2 separate regions of the Homo sapiens genome follow, and region 2 is linked to region 1. Evidence: chromatin loops called from intact Hi-C (ENCODE). Cell type or tissue: sigmoid colon. All regions are shown on one strand. Links, peaks and the distances in the headings refer to the core of each region. The heading gives the core; the rest is flanking DNA.

Evidence for each region. A loop is a pair of places that touch in the nucleus more often than their neighbours do. Peaks named below come from ENCODE experiments on the same cell type or tissue, not always from the same donor. Only the 100,000 strongest peaks of a DNase experiment are listed, where the experiment ranks them.
Region 2: it touches region 1 in a loop (4-fold over the local background); 17 of 110 quality-filtered maps call a loop at or near these places.

What each region holds. Positions count from the first base shown.
Region 1 is chr17:80,828,560-80,839,042 of GRCh38, forward strand. RPTOR (regulatory associated protein of MTOR complex 1) reads left to right here. Exons shown (of 34, transcript NM_020761.3): 10 at 9,363-9,438. Among named protein-coding and RNA genes, the nearest start is that of CHMP6, 160 kb to the right of the region's middle. RefSeq lists enhancers at 1-81, 3,287-4,059, 4,526-4,835, 5,605-6,376 and a silencer at 4,664-4,880. In sigmoid colon, for the core only: no CTCF peak of the experiment used is centred there; DNase peaks (open chromatin) are centred at 3,882, 4,752, 5,623 and 5,962; H3K4me3 peaks cover 1,555 bases; H3K27ac peaks cover 1,663 bases.
Region 2 is chr17:80,768,935-80,779,417 of GRCh38, forward strand. All of the region lies in intron 6 of RPTOR (regulatory associated protein of MTOR complex 1), which reads left to right. Among named protein-coding and RNA genes, the nearest start is that of CHMP6, 220 kb to the right of the region's middle. RefSeq lists an enhancer at 6,214-6,283. In sigmoid colon, for the core only: no CTCF peak of the experiment used is centred there; DNase peaks (open chromatin) are centred at 4,397, 4,807, 5,297, 5,867 and 1 weaker place; H3K27ac peaks cover 434 bases.

The sequences.
Region 1 (10,483 bases), core at 1,713-9,712:
TTGGCTTTACGGCCTTTACAGTGCTGGCCCCGGTGGCCACCCACCTGCCTGCCCACCGTGCTCACCCTGCCTTTGAATGCCCAGCCTCTTTGCCCCACAACCAATGTGACCTGGCTTAGGAGCATAGCTGAAGCAGGTCGCTAAGGAAAAACCAAGCAACGGGACTAATGGGATGTTCTGAAAGACAAGGACAAATCAAGCCATTTGTCAGAACATTGGTTATAAGAGGGAAAATTTGGGAATAACTCTACTACCTAACAGAATAGGAACGTAAATTCAGAACGGATACTTAAAAGAAAATGTAAGCAGTCTTAAAATTTTATTCATGAGTATGCAAAATATATGTTAAATGAGAGAAACAGAACACCAAATTGCATCAGCAATATAGTTAATATCTATGTTAAAATACATAGTACACACAGCAATAAAACACTAAACAGATTTATAAATAAACATTAATGATGCTTGTGCCAGGGTGGTACAATTGGAGTGATGGTTCTCCATTTTAAAAATTGATAGATATTACTTTGGTTAATTAAAAGTCTGCCTGTAGATTTTCTAAGCCTTCGAAGCACTAAAAGCAATTTTTAAAAATAGAGTCTTTATGGCTAAGGCATTATTGTTCATAAATTCAGAACTAGAGACACACAGAAGAAATCATTACATACTTCTTTACATGAGGAGAATCATGACTGGTAGAGTGGCCTAAGAGGCAGGCGTGGGGGCTTTCAGACAGCAGAAAGACGGGGCTGGTGTCCAGGAGGGCGCGGGCATGGGTAGGGCAGCGCCCGGGCTGTGCTCAGTCCAACCGGGGCTCTGCGGGGCGGTTTTGGCCCACAGTTGCCAGTCATAGAGTAGCCAAAAGTTCATATTTTCATTTTTAATTATCTGATTATTAGATGTTGATATCTAACGTGGCATTAAAAAACATTCTGCGAGCCCAACCAGACACATCCAACCCGACACATCCAACCAGACAGCGGCCTGTAGCCTGCCTGTTCCAAGCTGGGCCATGAACCCCTAGGGACAGAGGCTTCAGTGAAGCCCTCGGTGCCTCGGCTCCCAGCATGGGGGGCGGCCCGTAGACATGGCAGTGCCGCGTGCATGGAGAGGGCGGCGTCCACGGCGACTTGTGGCCGAGTCTCAGGATGCTTCCCCCACTCTTCTTCCTCAGCCCCTCCTGTGCGTGTCCAAGGGTCCTCTCTAGTTAGGGATATTTTCTGCAAGGTCTGACATCGTGTCTTCTTGTCTTTCTATGCTGGGAAGTGCCAAATAAGTAATATTAAAGGGTTCTTTGTACAGAAATCAATGATGATGTGAATTCAGGGAGAATCACTTGCATTTTACACATGTTCTCTGGGGTAGGTTTTCAGCAACAAGGATGCCAGCGTGAATCTAGAGCTAAAAAGTAAACACGAGTCAGTTCCATTTAATGCTGAAAATTATATCATGAGCCAACTTTGATAGGGAATTGAATGTAAAAATTGGGCTTTAGATTTGGAGAAGATCCTAGATCCTCGTAGGAGAAGAAAGACTGGAAATGTGGTCTGGCTGGTCAGGAGCCGGGACAGCAGGTCCCACGCTATAGGTGTACACAGATTCTCCCCGCTGGCTTCTCTGTTCTGTGGCATCTTCCTGGTTTCCTGGAGTCAGGGCAGCTCCACTGGCCTCAGTTTCCAGAGAACAAACCTGACTGAGGTGGACTTGCCACCTTGGCCACTGACCAGTTCCGACCCCGCCCCGCCCCAACTCCAGCTCCACCCAGTTCTCTCATTTCCTCTCCTCTCACTGCCACCAAAACATTATGTCAAAAAATGGGGGTTTCTCAGTCTGTATCAGTTCACTATGTGTGCAGAAAATTTATCGGAATGACTTTAACGGTAGTAGACCACCCCCCAATTCTGAGTGCTGACAGTTTGTAAAAGGCCCTTTCCAGGTGCTCTGCCAAAGCCACTCACGCACGGCCTTCTCACGGCGTCGGGCTGCTGCGCCCCACGGTGCCCCCGCGCTGGGCCATCTTGCACGGGCCGCTGCTGTCCAGTGGCTTCGAAAGGAGTTTGGTAGTTGAGGTGAGACCGCAGGTGCGCTGCTCCAGTGGCTTCGAAAGGAGTTTGGTAGTTGAGGTGAGATCGCAGGTGCACTGCTCCTCAGGAATGGCAGAGGCTTCCCATGATGGGGAGCATCATTTTCATCTTTTTTTTTTTTTTCGGAGGCGGGGTCTCGCTCTGTCACCCAGGCTGGAGTGCAGTGGTGTGATCTTGGCTCACTGCAGCCTCAACCTCCCAGGGTCAAGCAATCCTCTCACGTCAGACCCCCAAGTAGCTGGGACTACAGGCACACGCCCAGCTAATTGTTTTGTATTTTTTGTAGAGATGAGGTTTCACCAGGTTGCTCAGGCTGGTCTTGAACTCCTGAGCTCAGACAATCCTCCCACCTTGGCCTCCCAAAGTGCTGGAATTAACAGGTGTGTGCCACCGCGCCCAATAGGGAACATCATTTTAAAGCAGCTCTTTGCTTCCCAGCGGAGATTCCATAGCAGCCGTGTGTTGTTCCGATGTGTGTTTTCCCAAATGCGCTACACAATTAAGGTGCTTAGGAGGGAGGAGAGGCAAGCACAGAGGTTTGGCTTGCACTAGCTCCACGTCCTTCCCGGGTTTCAGAAAGGCATGTACTTGCCCTTGCACTGCCCAGAGACCAGGCCCCAGCACTGCCTCCTCTCCATTCCCCACGGAGGCTGAGACGATTCCTCAGTCCATGTCACCCTGAGAAAATCCCCCTCCAATAAGGCATTTGATTCTGTGGAGTCCGTTATTGCAGAATTTTACCTCCACTCTGTCCTAGGCGTGTTAACATTCGAAGTCTAATTCTAACTCTTAGACACTCTCACCACGTCCTTAACACGAGTGAGTTTACTAGTCTGGACACAGGAGGGAGGCTTCTGGAAGACTGGGAAACCCCAGGCCTTCTTAGATATGAGCAGTCCTTGCTGCTCGTGATGAATTTCATGCATGACTTTATCACTGTCCATCGGAATCCCGCCGAGGCTCTGGAGGCAGAGATGTCAGATCTCTGATGACAGTGAACTTCCACAGAGGGCAGCAGCATCTCCCTGTGTATCCTTGTGTATCACTATGTATCCCTGTGTGTCACTGTGTATCCCTGTGTGTCACTGTGTCACTGTGTATCCCTGTGTATCACTATGTATCCCTGTGTGTCACTGTGTATCCCTGTGTGTCACCGTGTATCCCTGTGTGTCACCATGTATCCCTGTGTGTCACTGTGTATCCCTGTGTGTGCCTGTATGTCACCGTGTATCCCTGTGTATCACTGTGCACACAGTAAAATTTAACAAGAAGCCAGTCCATTCCACCATGTTACCATGTTGCAGATTTAGGGAGGCGTAACCACACAGACTTGGTACTGGTCTTGATTGTGGAGGGCCTTTATGCTGAGCCAGAGATGAGGAAGATGTTGGTGCCTGGCTATAAGGGCTTGAGCCAGGTGGATACGGAGGGCATGCAGCCAACACCGCTCTTGAGACACCGGCTGGGTTAGTGTGGAAAAACTCCATTGAATGGTTTGCCTTTCTCCCTGGAGGTAGTTAGGTGTACTAGTTGAAACACCCATTCATTGGGAACCCGTGATCCAGGGGCTTTACAAATGGGCATGTGTGAGCATAGGCAGCATAGGCTGCCGTGGCCCCAGGTGTCAGGGTGCAGGCGGCTCCTGTCTTGGAGGCTTCCATCCCCCGTGGAAGCTCGTGCTGGCCACTGGAGCAACATTCCCGCAGGTGGGAAGGCCGCGAGGAGTGGACGAGGCAGCTCAGGCCTGGGGGACAGACTTGGAGCTCACATGCCCATCGCCCCCCTGTCCTGTGGCAGTGTCTGGTCCAGCCTCATCCAGGGAGGGAGGGAATGTGGCCTCCACCTTGAGTGGCATGTCCCAGCTCCAATGCTGTTCCTTAACAAGGGCAGGGAGGGAGGCACAAAGGAGTGAGGAGTGGTTTCAGACGCTCAGACGGAGAACATTCGGCTCAGAAACAGAATCGTGCTCTCCTCTGTTACTAGATTTTGCCAACTGCAACTGAGGACTGAGCTGCTGTGGAGGTGGGCTCCTCACCATGGGAGCATCACCGGGGGCTCTGCAGGGCTGTCTGCCACGAAAACAATGCCCAGAGCTCTCTCCTCCCCTCATCAATAGACCAAAGTGTGTACATCCCCAGGGAGCACACAGGAAAGATAGCAGAAAAGAGCATTTGGAATAAATAATGTACAATCTAGCTATTATACTCCTTGGGTGGTGATGGAGAGGTTGAATTTTTAGCAAGAGGAAAGAGGGAACAAAGCCTAACAAACATTGAGGTTAAAACATGAAGTCATCTGCATTTACACTTTGCTTCAGGCCGCGGCAGTAATGAATACTCAGAGCCGGCTTTCTGTTTAATGTTTGATGCAAAGTCACCGGGGAGTCATTCTCCTTCACTTTCAATTTCAGGGGTCCTGAAACCCTGCGTTTCTCTGCGGTAATAACCCGTGCTTTCCGTTCCCGGGGCGGGCGCGCTCTGACTGATCAGCGCAGATGGAGGCTGTGCGGACTTGGACTTGGACGGTTTTCCTCCAGCCCACCTCCTGGGCACCCGCCATCTCAGGGCTGTTTCCTGAAAACCCAGCTCTTGCCTGGATGACATGTTTTCCAGGCGAGTGACTCATCAGAACAGCCAACAGCTTAGAAAGTCCCTCTGCCCCCAGCTGCTGGGGGGGAGGAGCCCACGATGCAGATGAGCTGGTCACAGCTAATCACAGCCTCCTCCCCTCAGATCTGCACTCCAGCACTCCAGCCCTGCTTCTCCAGGCAGCTTGATCGCAGGCTGTGGGAAGTGCTAATCCAGACACCTTCCCGGTCCCCTCCCACCTTCTGCTGTCGTGTGCTGCCAAACCTCACAGGGCTGGCTGCTGCCGCCGAAGCCCACCACCATGGCCTCTCGTGTGTACGTAGGACCCACTTTCCCACTTGTCTTTAGCTGGGAATCCCAAATTAGAGCTGCAAGTGTGTGTTGATTTTACCGTAGAAAATGCAGCCAGTTTTAATCAACAGATAAATGTTCATTAGAGAATACCGTTGTTCTGCTGTTTAAAAGGTTGCCGTGCAGGCCGGGTGCAATGGCTCACGCCTGTAATCCCAGCACTTTGGGAGGCCACGGCAGGCAGATCACCTGAGGTCAGGAGTTCGAGACCCGCCTGACCAACATGGTGAAACCCCGTCTCTACTAAAAATACAAAAATTAGCCAGGCGTGTGGCACATTCCTGTAATCCCAGCTACTCAGGAGACCGAGGCAGGAGAATCACTTGAACCCGGGAGGCGGAGGTTGCAGTGAGCCAAGATCGCACCACTGCGCTCCAGCATAGGTGACAGAGTGAGACTCCGTCTCAAAAAACAAAACAAAACAAAAGGTTGCCATGCGATTTTAGAATTTAATGGGTAATCTGGCCCTGTAATTTGGTTAAATAAATAAATAAATAAACCACCCACGGCCCCGAGAGGGCCTCTGGCTTGCTCAGCAGGCGGTGCCAGGGTGCAAGCTCCTCCCAGTACCTCCGTCTTCCCTGCCTTGCTCTGAGTGGGGCTGTCCTTCGGGCCCAGGCCGAGCTGTGGCTTGAGGTTCAGGGCCGCTTCACTGTGTGCTGATAATCGGGTTCCAGCGCTTGTCTTTCAGCGGTTTGTAGGCGTTCTTTTACATCCTTTCTTCTCATTAGTACTTGAACAAAGTTATTTTCCTCCTCTCATGTAGACAGCTCTGCCTCGAGTCCACAGCCCTGGGTAGCCGGACGGCCCCGAGCAGCCTCCGTGCATCGTCTGGGCGCCGAGCCACAGCCCTTCCTCCTGGGCTTTGTGTCATCCCCGCAGCCTCCTGAGCCTCTGTGCATCAGTGAAACCAGAACCATCTGGGGCTGCTTTTCTGGTCTGAAATGTGGAGCTGGGTCAGTCCCCGCCTCCCACCCCGGGGCTGGATCCAAGTGGGCCCCCAGCCTTTTAGGAGCACATGTCCCACTGCAGCAACATGGGTCACGTGTCCGAGAGAGATTGTCACCCGTGGCTCTGACACAGCTTTGCTGGGCGGCATCCTGTCCGGTGTGCTGAGCGATGTCTCCAGTGCAGTTCAGGCCTTCAACACCAAGCGAGGGCCTTGGAGAACGTGCGAATAGGCTTTCCGGGAGGCATGGTTCCAAAGGCGCCTTGCCCAGCACTGACCGAGGCCACACCAGGTGCCACGCTGGTCTGCTCGGCCCACGGCCCGGACACCCTCTCTGCCCTCCTCTCGCCTCCACCTCCCCTAACTTGCACACACTTTCTTCTAACTCCTGAAGCAGAAACTTTTTATTTGATTAAATTCGAGGAATCTTTATAGAGTTTAATTGCAATAATTGACTTTGCTTCTGTCTTAACAAAGAGTAAAATCTCCCTCAATGCTGCTGAATACCATTTGCCTGCAGCTGGGGATTTACTGGGCATATGGGAGCTATTTATTGCACGTACTTTGAGGCCTTTTGATTATCTCCTGATTGCTTCTTAACTCTGTTGGCAGGGGAAGGGCATGTTTGTGCAAAGAGGGCCAGTCTTGGGAAAATTGAAATATATTTCATATATTTGAAAGTGAAAAATTGCTCTTTAGTCCCTTTGTTCATCTTAAACTTTTACTTTTTTTTCTGGATTTTAACATTTTTCATTCTCATTTTGGTCCTTTACTAAGACATTGAGAAAATATGCCCTTTGACACGGCAGCACGGAGTGTCATTAACCTAAAAAATAACACAGAGTCCTCGAGTCTCTTAGAAAATTACCCAGGAGAAGAGAGCGCAGTGCTAGAAGCAGAATCCAGTATACTGATCATCACTCGGTTTCCACAAGGAACATATTTCTAGCAGAAAGGGAGAGTAGGGCTGAAGGGATTGCTGTCCTTCCTCCATCCCTACGACGAAGGTTGAGTGTCCCTAATTCAAAAATCCAAAATGTTCCAAAATCCGAAACTCTGTGAGGGCCACCACGCTGCCACAGGTGGACAGTTCCCCTCCCGACCTTGCGGGCGCAAACTTTGTTTCATGCACAAAATTGTGTAAAATTCGCTTCAGGCTGTGTGTGTAAGAGGTATATGAAACATACATGGAGTTTACTCTTAGACTTGGGTCCCATCCCCTGATATCTCATTATGTATATGCAAATATTCCAAAACCTGAAAATATCGGAAACCCAAAACACTTCCGGTCCCAGGCATTTTAGAGAAGAGATACTCAACCTGTATCCGCGGAGATCAAGACTGTGTTCTGTGGCTGTGCTGAGAGCGAGGTGATGATTCACTTCCAGTTGAGAGTTCATGTTGGATGTTGTGGCGGGGCCACAGCAGCTGCCTCCGACTGACCCCTGCTTTGTGTCAGCCGCTCTACGAGGACGCTGTGAGGGAGGCATGATCATAAGCCCATTTCACAGATGGTGAAACGGATCCTAGAGAGAGAGCCACGCGCCCAGAGCCCCAGAGCCACACGCTGAATTTCACCAAGCAGCCTCCCACACGGGCTCCCTGGTCAGGCCCTCATCCTCCGGGCGAGGCAGCGAGGCAGGCAGGTCAGCCGCTCCCTGGGCCGGAGCTAGTGGGTAGCAGAGCTGGGAGCAGAGCCCAGGCTCATGGCTCCCGGTCAGATCTTTTCTTCCCTCTCTCCTTCTCGAAAGTCACACGGGGCTGCTCATGCACAGAGGGTGCTTTCCTGCTCGCCCTCACTCTCATTTAGCCAATGCATATTGAAAGCCTGCTATGTGCCTGGCACTGGGAAAGAAGTTGGGTACGGCTGGATGCCAGGGCACCTGCAGGATGTCTGTAATTCAGCGTGTGGCTCTGCGGCCTTGGGCGCGTGGCTGTCTCTCTAGGGTGAAACAGTCTCATGATCATGTCTCCCTCACAGTGTCCTTGTAGAGCAGCTGACACAAAGCAGGGGTCGGTCAGAGGCAGCTGCTGTCCCTCTGCCACAGGGCTAGAGATGTCAGAGGTGCTGGGGTGTGCCAGGCCTGGGGTACCACGAGAAGGCCAGAGCCACAGAAAGGCTTAGGGGGGCTGTGTTAGAGCCTCCGAGAAAGCTCACAGGGCAGCTGGCCTGGAGGGAGGTGCCGGCAGAGGGGCCCATTGGGAGGGGGCTGTTAGGACAACACCGAGGCTCTGACAAGGCCATGTCAGGAAAGTGGCGATGGTGGCTGGGGGTGCCCCATAAGGCTGTTGCCTACACCTGGGAATCCCAGGAACTGGCCTGGAGGTGTGAGGTCCAATTCAGACTGCCGGCTGTTCCTACAGTAGAATTGGGGTGTGGAGCTCTGGGGAGAGGTGTGAGGCTATTTTAAATAGCGTCTGGGGGTGTCGGTGAGCAGGTGGCATTGGGCGCCCTGAGCAAGGATGAGAGCAGGCAGGGAAAGGGCTGTGGAAGCTGCAGCAGTGCGGCCCTGAAGGACGGGGTCGGGAGCCCGGGGAGGAGGCTGTCTCACGTTCACCGTGACGGGAAGGAGGCCGGAGGAGAAAGCCTCATAATGTCCAAGGGGGAGAACTCAAGAGGGACAGTGTGGTCGGTTACTGTGACAAGGGGTCTCGACAGGGGAAGCACATCACCGGGGTCATCTGTGGAGCCACTGTGGCTTGGGGGGAGCAGCTCTATGCATGGTAGGAGACCCCAGACTGCAGGGTGCCTGGTGAGACCCACAGGGAGGCAGCAGGAACTGACTGAGCAGGTGGCTGTCCACACCAGGGAGCAGCAGGGGGGAGGCAAGGGAGGGACAGGGAGGGGCCTGACGGCACCATCACAGCGCAGAGCTCAGCCCTGACCGCCAGGACTCCTTTCCCTGACTGCATGCCGACCCCTCCTGATGAGGCACTTTGGGCCTGGCCCTGGTGTCTCTCCCGCGTCCCTCCAGGACGCTGCCCCATCAGAGCCTGCGCAGGGACCACAGCTGCTTAGAACACGTGGGCTGCCAGTACATGGGTTCAAGTCACAGTCAGAAGCCACAGCAGAAAATGGGAAGCATTCCTTTATTTTTCCAGGCTTTTTTTCTTATTTTATTTTAAAGAGAAAAAATGTGACAAAATGGTGAGGATGCTGGCAGCGCCAGCGTTCCCGGCCTGCACTCTCTCCTGGCCTCCCCTCGGACGTCTTCTGCAGCCCAAATCTGAACAGCAGTGAAACCGTAAACATGCCCCCCACCAGCTGCCGTGGCCTCCGCCCAGACCCTTGCTGCCCAGGCTCAGCCGGCTCCTCCTGTGCCCTGTGAAGTGGCCTCGTGTGGAAGCCCGTCCATAATGCTCAGTGGATTTCCTCTGTTCTCTCCGCAGGCAAGCCTGGGACCTGGCTGTTGACATCTGTCTGTCTCAGCTGCCGACGATCATCGAGGAAGGCACTGCGTTTCGGGTGAGTCCCTCCAAGGGCACCCTGTGCATCCGCGGCGGCAGCCACTTCTCTGGGCACCTGGACTGCAAAGCCCCCAGACTGGGGGTGGTGCCCAGGACTCTCGGGTGTCAGATTTTGTTCACCTGCCTGGAAAAAATGTAGTTGCCAGAGTTTAAAACATCGAGTCAACCAGGGTTTAAAGTTAAACTTTGAAAGAATCAACTTTTAAAACAGTCCTATCTCAAAATTTTGCTATTACAGATCTACTTTTCTTAATGCGGACTCACTCCCTGTGAGTGGTGATCCTGTTACACTTTCTAGCCTTTTCACCACAGACGCGTTGTGGATCTCCCCCAGGCCTCTGACTCTCAGCCCTGTGGGACAGTGACCCACGGGGGGTTTGGTGCTGAACCCTGGAGGGCGTTCTGCCCCCGGCCGCACTGCACGGGCGCTGGAGAGCTGAGCCACCCTACGGCGGAACCTGGGTTTAGTCGCCGCACCTGCAAGTGAGGGTGGCCCCGGGCCTTCGCGGCAGCTCCCTAGGACCCCCTCGTGGTTTCTTAATGAGCTTTTGCCTTACGTGAGGCGCCAAGTCTGAAAATAGATAAATAAGACGGAGGCCCTGCCCTCCAGAAACCCGTGAGGAAAGAGGAGCCTCTCACATCTGTGCAGAATGCAAGGGAGCAATCGGCAAGAGGGCGCGGCAGACACGGGGAGGCCAGGGATGGGGGAGGCGGCAGCCTGGGCAGAGGCAGGAGGGGACCAGCATCCCCGCCTCCCGTTGGGGCCACACCTGAGACACCACCGTGTCAGGCTCCAGAGCCACAGAGCCTAGCTTTGCCACCGAGGGCAAGTTTGGTCGTCTCCTCATTTAAGGGAGGGATTATGGTGGTATCCAACCCCAGGGGTGCTGGAAGGACAAAGGGAGTTAATGTAAGAAAAGTGCTTTGGACAGAGCCCAGCACAGGGCCCTTGGGAATTCATGTGCAGGCACTGCCCCAGAGCCAGCTGTCACTGATGTGAGGATGCCACCCTCCAGCCCAGGGCAGGGGCACCGATGGTCAGG
Region 2 (10,483 bases), core at 1,558-9,557, 60 kb before region 1:
AATAAAAAAGCGATCATTTGATTTGTGCTAAACTGGACAGTATATTGCGGAAGCCATTTTCATCCTCATTTTACTTGTGCTGAGATCGAATCGATAATGCCTCTTGATGGCATCATTGTTGGAACGCCAGAACCGTGCTGTCACATAGACCTGTATGGAGGGTGGCATGTGTCCCACGCCAGAGCCATGCCATCATGTAGGCCTGTGTGGAGGGTGGCATGGTGTCCCACGCCAGAACCAAGCTGGCAAGTAGACCCATAAGGATGGTGGCATGGTGTTGCCAGCCTTGTTGTAAAATGGTGTGAATTAATCCAGGAGACGTTAGCCTCTTCTTTGGTTTCTCGTTATTTGTACTGCTAAGTAAATGTTGTATATGTATGTTCAGTACATAGAACAATTTAAACTGGATTCAGAAGCCATTTCAGTGCACTCTGAGACTGGGCATTAAACCTTGCTTTAAGTACTGTCACCACAGTCACTGAGAACAGCCCGAGTGCTGCTTACTTGCAGGTTGAAAGGACTCTGTGCAATGAGAACTTCTGAGTTCCCATCCTGTCCCAGGTAGCCAGTAAACACCTAAGTCATGAAGGTTATGAGACACAGTCCCTGTGTGCCCGGAAAAGAGGGTCTCCAGGGAGAGGTGCTCCCTCTCATCAGTGCTCTTCTTGGAGACAGAGGAGGGAGTAGGGATACTCCTTCTGCTTGCCTTGGAGGCAGAGGCGGCATCACTGCTGTTGGGGTGTCCTCGTATCACCCGCTATGATGAGTGAAATTTCACCAGCAAGAGGAGGTGGAGAAAGGCATTGTGAGGCACTCACCCTGACCTGCTCAGAGGCCTGAACGCATCTCGACCAGCAGCCCAGTGTGGCATCTGAGTGAAGGATGGTGGCCAGGACACGAGAGGGAGGGCGGGGTCCGTGACCATGAAGCTCGAGCTGGAATTTCTTCTGTTGGCAGTGCCTTCTTTGTGGTAGGTGCTGTGCAGCTGCAGGGCTGGCCTGGCCTGCAGAGCCAGTCACACGGGGGTCTCCACCCTTGTCTCAGCCCACTAGTGCTGCTGCACAGGCCCCTGAAACAGGGTAATTTATAAAGAACAGAGTTATTTCTCCCGGTTCTGGAGGCTGGAAGTCCCAGGTCAAGGCATCGGTGGGTTTGGCGTCTGGTGAGGGCTGTTCTCTGCATTCGAGGTGGCGTCTTTTCCCGTGTCCTCCTGGGAGGACTGCTGCATCCTCACATAGCAGAAGGCAGAAGGCAGCAGAGGCTATGTTCCTCCAGCACCCCCGCCTTAAATAAGGTTGCTAAAATCCCACTCAGGATGGCGGAGCCTTGGGATGTAACCGTCATCTAAAGCCCACCTCTTAGCACTGTCACTTCGGGTCCTCAGATCCAACAGGAATTTTAGGAGGGACGTGCCTTCTCAGCGTAGCAGCCCTCTGGGAAATGAAAGCCTGTTTGAGAAGACATGTTCGTATCTCAGCAGCAGCGTGGTCCGGGCTCTCCTGAGGAAGGTGCCCAGGGCATTTGGGGACACAGAGGAGCAAATTTCATCCAGCAGGGGCAGCTCACTGTGTGGGTGAGGCTTAGAACTGGGCATGGCGGTGGCTGTCGGATGGACATGCAGGTTCAGGATCCAGGTATGTCTGTCACCTACCATTTCTAATGGAGGACAACGATATCATCAGTTGTGAACACATCTTCTCTGTTACTGTTCAAGAAGCCATGCTGTTTGCATTCTCTAAGAGGAAAATCGCACTGCTGGTAGCACCTTCAACCTGCAATTCCTACTTACCCGCCTCAAACGCTTCCTGTCTTCACTTTTGCTGTCCGCAAGATCCCCACCTTCCAATCCACAAATGTTTGTACTCAAATTTCCCCAGCAGAACCAGCAATAAAGCACAGAAAGCAGCTGACCTAAGCCCACCCACCTCTTTCCTTAAATCGGGCATCTTCCCCTTAGACAGAGTGTCTGGTTTGCGCTGCTGTCACCACTCAGCTTCTCCCAGCATACAGCGTGTGCTGCCTCTCCTGGCCCGGGGCAGTCCCCTGCCTTCCTGCCATTCCAGCAGCTCTCCCGGAACCATCGAGGTGATCGCTGCCTTCTGAGCCGTCAGCCTCACTGGCCTGTCCCTAATCCTTGCCCCTGAAGAGTCCGCTGCAGAGCTGAAGCAAGGGACACCCCCTTCAGCACCTCCTTCCCTGCCCTGGGGTCTGCGGCTGCCTCTCTGAAGCTCCCACTCTCTGGCCAGCCTCTCTTCCTGCACTTGGACGTATGTTCTCCCACGGCTGTGTTCTTGGCCCTCCTCTTGACGTACTTCTGCCTGTGAGAAACTGCAGCTCATCCAGCGATCACTATCCTGACCCCTCTGAGATAATCCCTCCTTCCTCACGCTCTCCCTCTGCCAGCGCTTTCCTCGTCATATACACCTGCATAAACCTCTCATGCCTGAAACAAAAGGTCCACCCCAGCAAGAGGGCACTCCCGCCGCCCGCTGGCCCTCCTGGGCCTCATTGCCTAGTTCTTTCTCTCCAGGTGCAGTTAAGCTTCAGGACGGAAGGGGGTACCTCCCAAGCCTTTCTGCCCTTCCTGTCCAGCCCTCAATATTGTAATCAGGTCTCCTCAACCTAGAACGCCCCCTCTCCTTCCCAGCCCCAGGTGTTTACCCTGGTTGTTTGTGTTTCTTGTTTTTCTGTGTAATGGAAGGAAGGTATCACCTGAGAGGCCTTAGGAATGACACAGGAAACCCTGCTGCCTCCATTCAGACTTGGGTGGGGTGGGGGTGGGTGGAGGCCAGCTGGCATCTCCCAGGATTTCTGAACCCTCGTGTCCCTCAGCCAGCCACCGCCATGCCCAGCTCCAGGCCTCGCCCCCGATATGGGGGAAGCTGTTGCTGCTGGATCTGACGTGCCCGTCTTCTCGCTCGGGCACCCCAGCTGGTGCGTAGCGAGGCAGTCACAGCTCACTGCAGCCTCGACCTCCTAGGCTCAAGTGATCCTCCCACCTCAGCCTCCCTGGTAACTGGGTCTATAGGTGCACACCACCATGCCTGGCTAATTTTTCACATTTTTTGTAGAAATGGGGTCTTGTTATATTGGCCAGGCTGGTCTTTAACTTCTGGCCTCAAGCAGTCCTCCAACTGCAGCCTCCCAAAGTGCTGGGATTACAGGCCTGACACTAATTTCTGCACATAGAGGTGAGGAGGCACCTCGGGTATCAGGGTAGTGAATGAGTGCCTGGACCACACAGGCCAGAGTCGAAATCTGTTCACCTGCCTTAATCTGCCACTGTTTGGCTGCTTTTAAAAAATAAATGTACATCTTTGTCTTGGATTGTCTTCCTTAATATCACATCCAAAAACTCAATACTAGCAATTTTTCAGAAGACCTCGATGTTTTGGGCAGCCCTTAGACCTCCCTGTCACTTGACCCAAATGGTGCTGGGTTGACCCCAGTCCAGCAGGGACCACCAGTGCTGTCCCCAACATGACTGGTTCCCCCTGTCTCTCCCCCCACATGCCTGGACCCCCTTCCTCTCCCTCCACATGCCTGGACCCCCTTCCTCTCCCTCCACATGCCCTGTTCCCCTTCCCCTCCCCCCCACATGCCTGGTCCCCCACCCCTACCCTCCCCGCCCTTGTCTGGTCTTCAGTGCCTCCCTGATGAGGGGCAGCTGCCCCCATTCTCCTGCGGCAGCTTCACCAGCCACACGGCTCATCCAATGGCTTGGACCTTGTTTCATTCACTAAAGCACCAGCTCTAGCACTGTGAGGTCATTATTGAGTTTGTAAGCAAAAATCTTCTTAAGGAACAGACTAATGTGTATTTAATTTTCATTATGTACCAGGTACATATTAAGACTTTTTGTTTCTTTTAATCTCAGTAATTCCTGTTTTATAGTTCCATTATCCTCATCGTGTAAGTGAAAGGTAAGTGGTGGCAGCCGGACATCAAGGTGTGAACTCGCCTGGGGCTGTACAGGGGCAGAGCCAGGGCTACGATTTGAACCGGGGTTTTCTGACCTGAGCGCTCTTCTCTTCATTACCTTCTGCCTCCTCCTTCTCACCACTTAAGTGGCTTCATGCATGCAGGGCTTTTAAAATGAGATTTTCTCAAAGAGCCGTGTGTCTGCAGGTGGCATGCGCTGGCACTGGGCTATTGGGAGGCACAGAGTTGTTCCTGGGTCTCTCCCACTGGAGAAAGCAGTGTGTTTGGCTGAGCCAGTGACACAGGGCTGCCCGGGAGCGGCACCACCACTCTTGGGACAGGTGGGCAGGCGCTGTTGATGTCCCTGGATGTTGTCCCTTCACCTGCAGTTTGTCACCAAAGCCCCGAGGGACTGTGGTAGAGACACAGCTAGTGGGGACTTCTCTGTTCGCACAGAGACTCTGCAGTTGCAGCTACATCACACTCTGGTAAATAGCGCCTCTGGCAGTGGGTTTTAATATCCACGTTGGTTGTTGAAGCAGTATATTCTAGGGGTGCCTGGGAAGACAGTCGTTTAAAATGTCTCTGCTTTTTATAGGTCAGTTTTTCTTCTTCTTTCTCACTCCCTTGCCAATTGTTGGACTTAAAGTTTGTTGGAAAGGCCCTTCCTTTATTTTGATTTGTGCCTGTGCTTTGCTCCAAGGCAGGCCACTGGGGGCATTTTTTACACCGAGGACTTGGTTGGAACCGTTAACCAGTGGCTGGCTGGTCTGTTTGTTTACAAGGCAGCCCCGCAGCCTTGTTCTGAGCTGGCTGGCTCCTAGATGTTATTTGGATTTGCTTCCTCTGGCACCAGGCCCTCCTCCAGGCAGGCGCTTGGGCAGGCTGGTGGGACTGATGGGTAGCCTTGCTGGGGACGTGTAGTCACTGTGGCGCTGCCAGCAAACTGTTCTTTCTGGAAGAGGAACGCTTGGTGCCTGGGTGTGTTCAGTGTGTTCTGTTGTGCATCAGAGCTCCCTCAGACGTCGACCGCTTCTGATTCCCTCCAGACAGCTCCCGGTGGACACGCAGGGCTATGCGGCCTGCCCTGGGGGCTATGGTGCTGAATCCTGACAAAGGCCCTCTTCTCGGGCTGTCAGAAAGGACGAGGCTGAGTCAGGCTTTAATGTAAACCATCACTCCCTGTTTTTCTATTTCTTCGTTGAAAGAAGCACTGATCATTGTGTTCACTAGAAACACCTCAAGTTTTTAAAAGGCTCCTCTCCTGTTGGTGTGACTCGAGGGCGCTGTGACATCCTGAGAAAGCGGGGACTCTGGGAGTCTGGATGTCAAGCTGGTCCCGTCTCCACCCGCCTTGAGTTCTCGGTTCTCGACAGCGCCCGTGTGATGATGATGCTCACGCTCCGGTGTGACACAGACGGCGCGGGAGCTGCACGGGAGAGTGCTTTGGAAGTGGAAGCCGCAATGTCATGTAAGCTGTTGAGTATGAATTGTATCATATTTCACAATCCACAGAGTATTCTCCCTTATGGTGTCACATTTGCTCTTACTAATAACCCAGGACTTGTCAAAGCAGACGTAGTGCATAAAACATCACTGTGTTACTGATGAGGTACCAGATGCTCCGCGTGCGGCCGTCTGGGGTGGACAGCTTCATTTATGGCAGAGCCAAACAGGAGCCCGGATCTTCTGATCCCAAATCCCGTATTATTTTCACTATTCCATGCTGCCTGCCTTCACCAACGTGAGCTGAAGTTATTACATGTTATCACTTTACTTGATGCCGTGCCGTACTTTACACGAGAACCAGCTTCCCGTTGGGGACTTTACAGAGCTTTCGGCAGGGACAGTAATGGGGGCGGCCCCTGGGAAGCTGTGCAAAGTAGCATTTGCGGCGCCACATCCCGCAGTGTTTCCTGAGGACTCGCTGTGTGCAGGGGACCGTAAGATGCCACAGAGAAATCAAGGAGGCTGCGGACACAGTGTCTGTCCTCAAGTCATTCATCATTCCCTTTCTCTGCCCCTCTGCCGTGGAAGGTTTTCAAGTAATTAAGCTGCTTGCTTATATGCAGCTTTCCTCCACGGGCCCCGCCTGTGCGTAGTCGTGCTCTGGCAGAGTCTCTGCACCTTCCTCCCTCGGGCTCCTGGGCCTGTGTCTGTCCGTCCTCCACTGTCTTGCTGTCTGCATCTTCATGGTGTAAGTCTGGCCCCTCAGCCGCCCCACAAGCCTGGCCCGGGGCCAGGCTTCCAGCCGCTGCTTCAACCCAAAGGTGGAACACCTGTTTCCTGCAGTGGAGAAGATGGGAAAGCCTTTTCTGCAGGGCTTTTACTCCCACTTCCTTCTTGTTTTCAGCCATTTTCTCTGTGCTGTTTTTCTCCTTTCTTCCTGAGACTTTCCCCTTTGACTTGTTCTTAGTCTTCTTTCTTTCTCTTTTGAACAGGTAGCGGTCTTGTTATGTTGCCCAGGATAGTCTCAAACTCCTGGCCTCAAGCGATCCTCTCGCCTCAGCTTTCCAAAGTACTGAGACTGCAGGTGTCAGCCCCATACCCAGCCAGTCTTCTCTTTTCTTTACTTTGAGTTTAGGCTTCTTGAGTTGTTTTCTTCTTCTCAGATGCTTCAGGGGGTAGCTGAGAATGTTGAAAATACTAAAGTGCAGCAGAAGCAAGGAGGCAGAGCCAGCCCTGGTTTCCCACTGATGATCAAATTTCTTTTTAGCTCAGAAATACTGGCTTATGCCTAACCCATCAAAGGTGCAGCATTGTTGGGCACAGGATGAAAAACAGACAGCCCCCACGTTTGGCTGTCAAACCACATGACCCAGAAATAGCCATCATTGTAAGAACCCCAGAGGGAGCCTTTGCTATCTTTTAATTTATTGCACAAATAATATTATAACAGTAAACAATGAAAAGGAAGAAATGAAAGAAAAATTACCCAGAATCCACTGTTTTTGCTATTCCATATTCTTCATACATTTGTCCATATATGCACATAATTTTACTTACTTGGAATTAAATATATTTTGTATTGTTTTTAATTTGAAGATCACTGATTTTATATTGCTATTGATATTTTCAAATTTAGTATTCCATCACATTTATAGACAGTATTACTTAATCATTTCCCTCTCATAAAATTATAGTGCTTGCAAGGAGTTTTTTCCTGTTCATCTTTGCGGTACATAGAACCTTCCTTAGCTGTCCATGGTAGCATGCAGCTGTAGTCTCAGCTACGTGGAAAGCTGAGATGGGAGGGTCACTTGAGCCCAACAGTTTAAAGTTATGATGAGCTATGATTGTGCCACTGTACTCTAGCCTGGGCAACATAGCATAGAGTAAGATCCTGTCTCTTAAAAGAAAAAAATAATAATATTTTCTTATTTTGGACTATTTCTTAGAATATGTTTCTGGGAATAAGATCAGTAGGTCAAAGTATATAGCTCTTGATATCTTTTGCCAAACTTCCTTTTTTTTTTTTTTTTTTTGAGATGGAGTCTCACTCTGTCTTCCCAGGCTGGAGTGCAGTGGCGTGATCTCGGCTCACTGCAAGTTCTGCCTCCTGGATTCAAGCGATTCTCCTGCCTCAGACTCCCAAGTAGCTGGGACTATAGGTGTGCACCACAATGCCCAATACTAATTTTTGTATTTTTAGTAGAGATGGGGTTTCACCATGCTGGCCGGGCTGGTCTTGAACTCCTGACCTTGTGATCCGTCCGCCTCGGCCTCCCAAAGTGCTGGGATTACAGGTGTGAGTCACTGTGCCCGGCGCTGCCAAACTTCTTTACTAAAAGGTTGCTCTAATTACACGGCCCCAAATCACACATATATGAAAGTGTCATTTTCAACACAACATTATTTTCAGAGAGAAAATGTTCCTTACTTTGCATATTGCAGGGGAAAGACTGTATTCTGCAGGTCCTGTACGTGACTGCAAGAAAGGACCAGTATTACAAGGCCAGAGACAGAGAAGGCCCCACAGTGACATCTGGACCGACCAGTATTACAAGGCCGGAGACAGAGAAGGCCCCACAGTGTGACATCTGGACCAAATCTTTTTGGTGAACCCAAGTGCTGAGTTATTGATCAGGAAGTGAAGGGGGAGGCCGGGCGTGGTGGCTCACGCCTGTAATCCCAGCATTTTGGGAGGACGAGGTGGGCAGATTACCTGAGGTCGGGAGTTCAAGACCATCCTGACCAACATGGAGAAACCCTGTCTACTAAAAATACAAAAATTAGCTGGACGTGGTGGTGCACACCTGTAATCCCATCTACTGGGGAGGCTGAGGCAGGAGAATCGCTTGAACCAGGGAGTCGGAGGTTGCAGTGAACCAAGATGGCATCATTGCACTCCCAGTCTTGGCAACAGAGCAAGACCCTCTCAAAAAAAAAAAAAGAAAAAAGAAAGTGAAGGGGGAGCGGAGGCCAGTGTGGGAGGAAGAGACAGGAAAGGTCATCTGGATAGTAAAGATCACCTGGTTTCATGTTATTTCGAAATTTACGGATAATTTTAGATATGTGGTTGAAAACTATTAAAAACTTGAATATTCAAGCAGGACTAGAGAAAGTGTCTCTGGTATGTCTTCATTCCAGCCGTCCTGCTGTGTGTGAAGTGGTATCTCACTGTTCCGCTTTGCATCTCCCTAACGACTAATGACATCAGGCATCTTTTTATGGGCTTATTGGCCTTTGTTGTTTTTTTTTTTGAGATGGAGTCCTTTGAGGTGGGAAAGTTTTATTTTATTTTGGTAAAGTCCATCTTATCTATTTTGTTGTTGCTGTCACCTGTACTTTTAGTGTCATGTTTAAGAAGCCGTTGCTTAATCCAAGGTTATGAAGTTTGACGCCTGCGCCGACTCCAGCACTTTTATAGCTTTAGCTGTTACGTCTAGGCCTTTGGTCCGTTTTGAGTTAATTTTTGTAAATGGTGTGATGAAGTCTTAAATAAGCATAGCTTGGACTTTTGGATCTATTTTTAACTTTGAGAATGTTTTCTGCAGGAATGGCAGAAATAGATGTATTGCTGGAGTGACTTTGGAACTGTATAAAGAAAAGGTGAACGCCAGAGGCTGAAGAGGGAAGGAGCTCTTTCCCTAGCAGGTTTCTGTGTAGCGAGCATCCGTGGCTGGGGTTAAAGTGTTATTTCATTATGCAGTTTATCAAATGGGAAAAGACAAAACCTAAGGGCATTTGTATCTACTCCATACCATAAAAGTTTGCCATTTTACTTTGATCATATAACAACTCTGAAAAATACTGTTTTTCATGGATTAATCAAATTACCAACATTACTTTAAAATCACACCGAGTCACTCTTTCTGTGCCGCAAGGTGCTAGGCCAGTGACATCTCTGATCTTGGGAGCCGCTGTTAGGAGCCTGATGTTAATGACAGATAAAAATTGATGTCAGATAGAAAATTAACCTCCTTCAGGGTATGTGAAACTGCTTCCCCTAATCCTATGTTCTTCCTTAGCAAACCGAATGCAACCCAGGAGCTCTGAAGAAGGAAAATGATCAGCTGTTTATCTGCTTGGCACCCTTTGGAACAGTCATTTTCCCATCTCATTTGAAAGCAGCAGTTAGAAAAATCACAAAGAAATAGTCTTTCTAAAGTTTTCCTTCCATTTTAATTCTTTTGTGTTTTTCTTCATCACATTTTCCATACACCCCACACGATTAAAGAATGGTCATTCTGCGTTTCAAGGGGCCCAGGCGGGAGGATCACTTGAGACTAGGAGTTTGAGACCAGCCTGGGCAACATAGCAACACCCAGTCTGTACCAAACTTTCTTCAAAAAATTAGCCTGGTATGGTGGTGCGCCTATGGTCCCAGCTTCTCGGGAGAAGGAGGCAGGAGGATGACTAGAGCCCGGGAGTTCACCACTACCGTGAGCTGAGATCATGCCACTGCACTCCAGCCCACACAGCAGAGTGGGGCAAGACCTGGTCTCTTAAAAGAATAAAATATTGACTGAGGATCAGGACGGTAAAATCACGAGACCTCAGAGAAGGAACAACTGTCGTGGCACCTCATGTGCGGTGTCTGGCCGCGGCGCCTGCGAATGGGTTTTGCTCTTGGTTGTCTTGGAACCAAACATCTGTGTGCTGGCATGGACTGGACATCGCCAGGTGTTTGGACCATATCTTTGTGGTTTAGCACAAAACCAAGACATACAGTTTGTACCTGTCATAGTCACTGGAGAAGCCGTGCTGTTAATTGATACAGAAACACAGCCGTGGGCTGAGATGCACCTTCTGAGCCCATGGCTGTCCTCAGCCTCATCACAGACCCCAAGCTGAATGGTCCTGCCGGACTAGGCATGAGGGCTGGAGCTCATGTGTGCGCCCGTAAGCTGGCTTTCCATTCAGTGGTTTCAACTTCTGCCTGTAGAAACACCAAAATTGTCCATGAGGTAAATGAAAATACATCCCAGGACACTCTCACTGTCCTCCCATTGTCTGGTGTCTTGTTGAGGGCTCTGGCCAGGTCAACAGGCAACTGTTTTGTCCTGTGAAAGTGTGGCGCCTCCGTGGCTTTCTGGGAGAACCGAAGAGAGAGACTTGC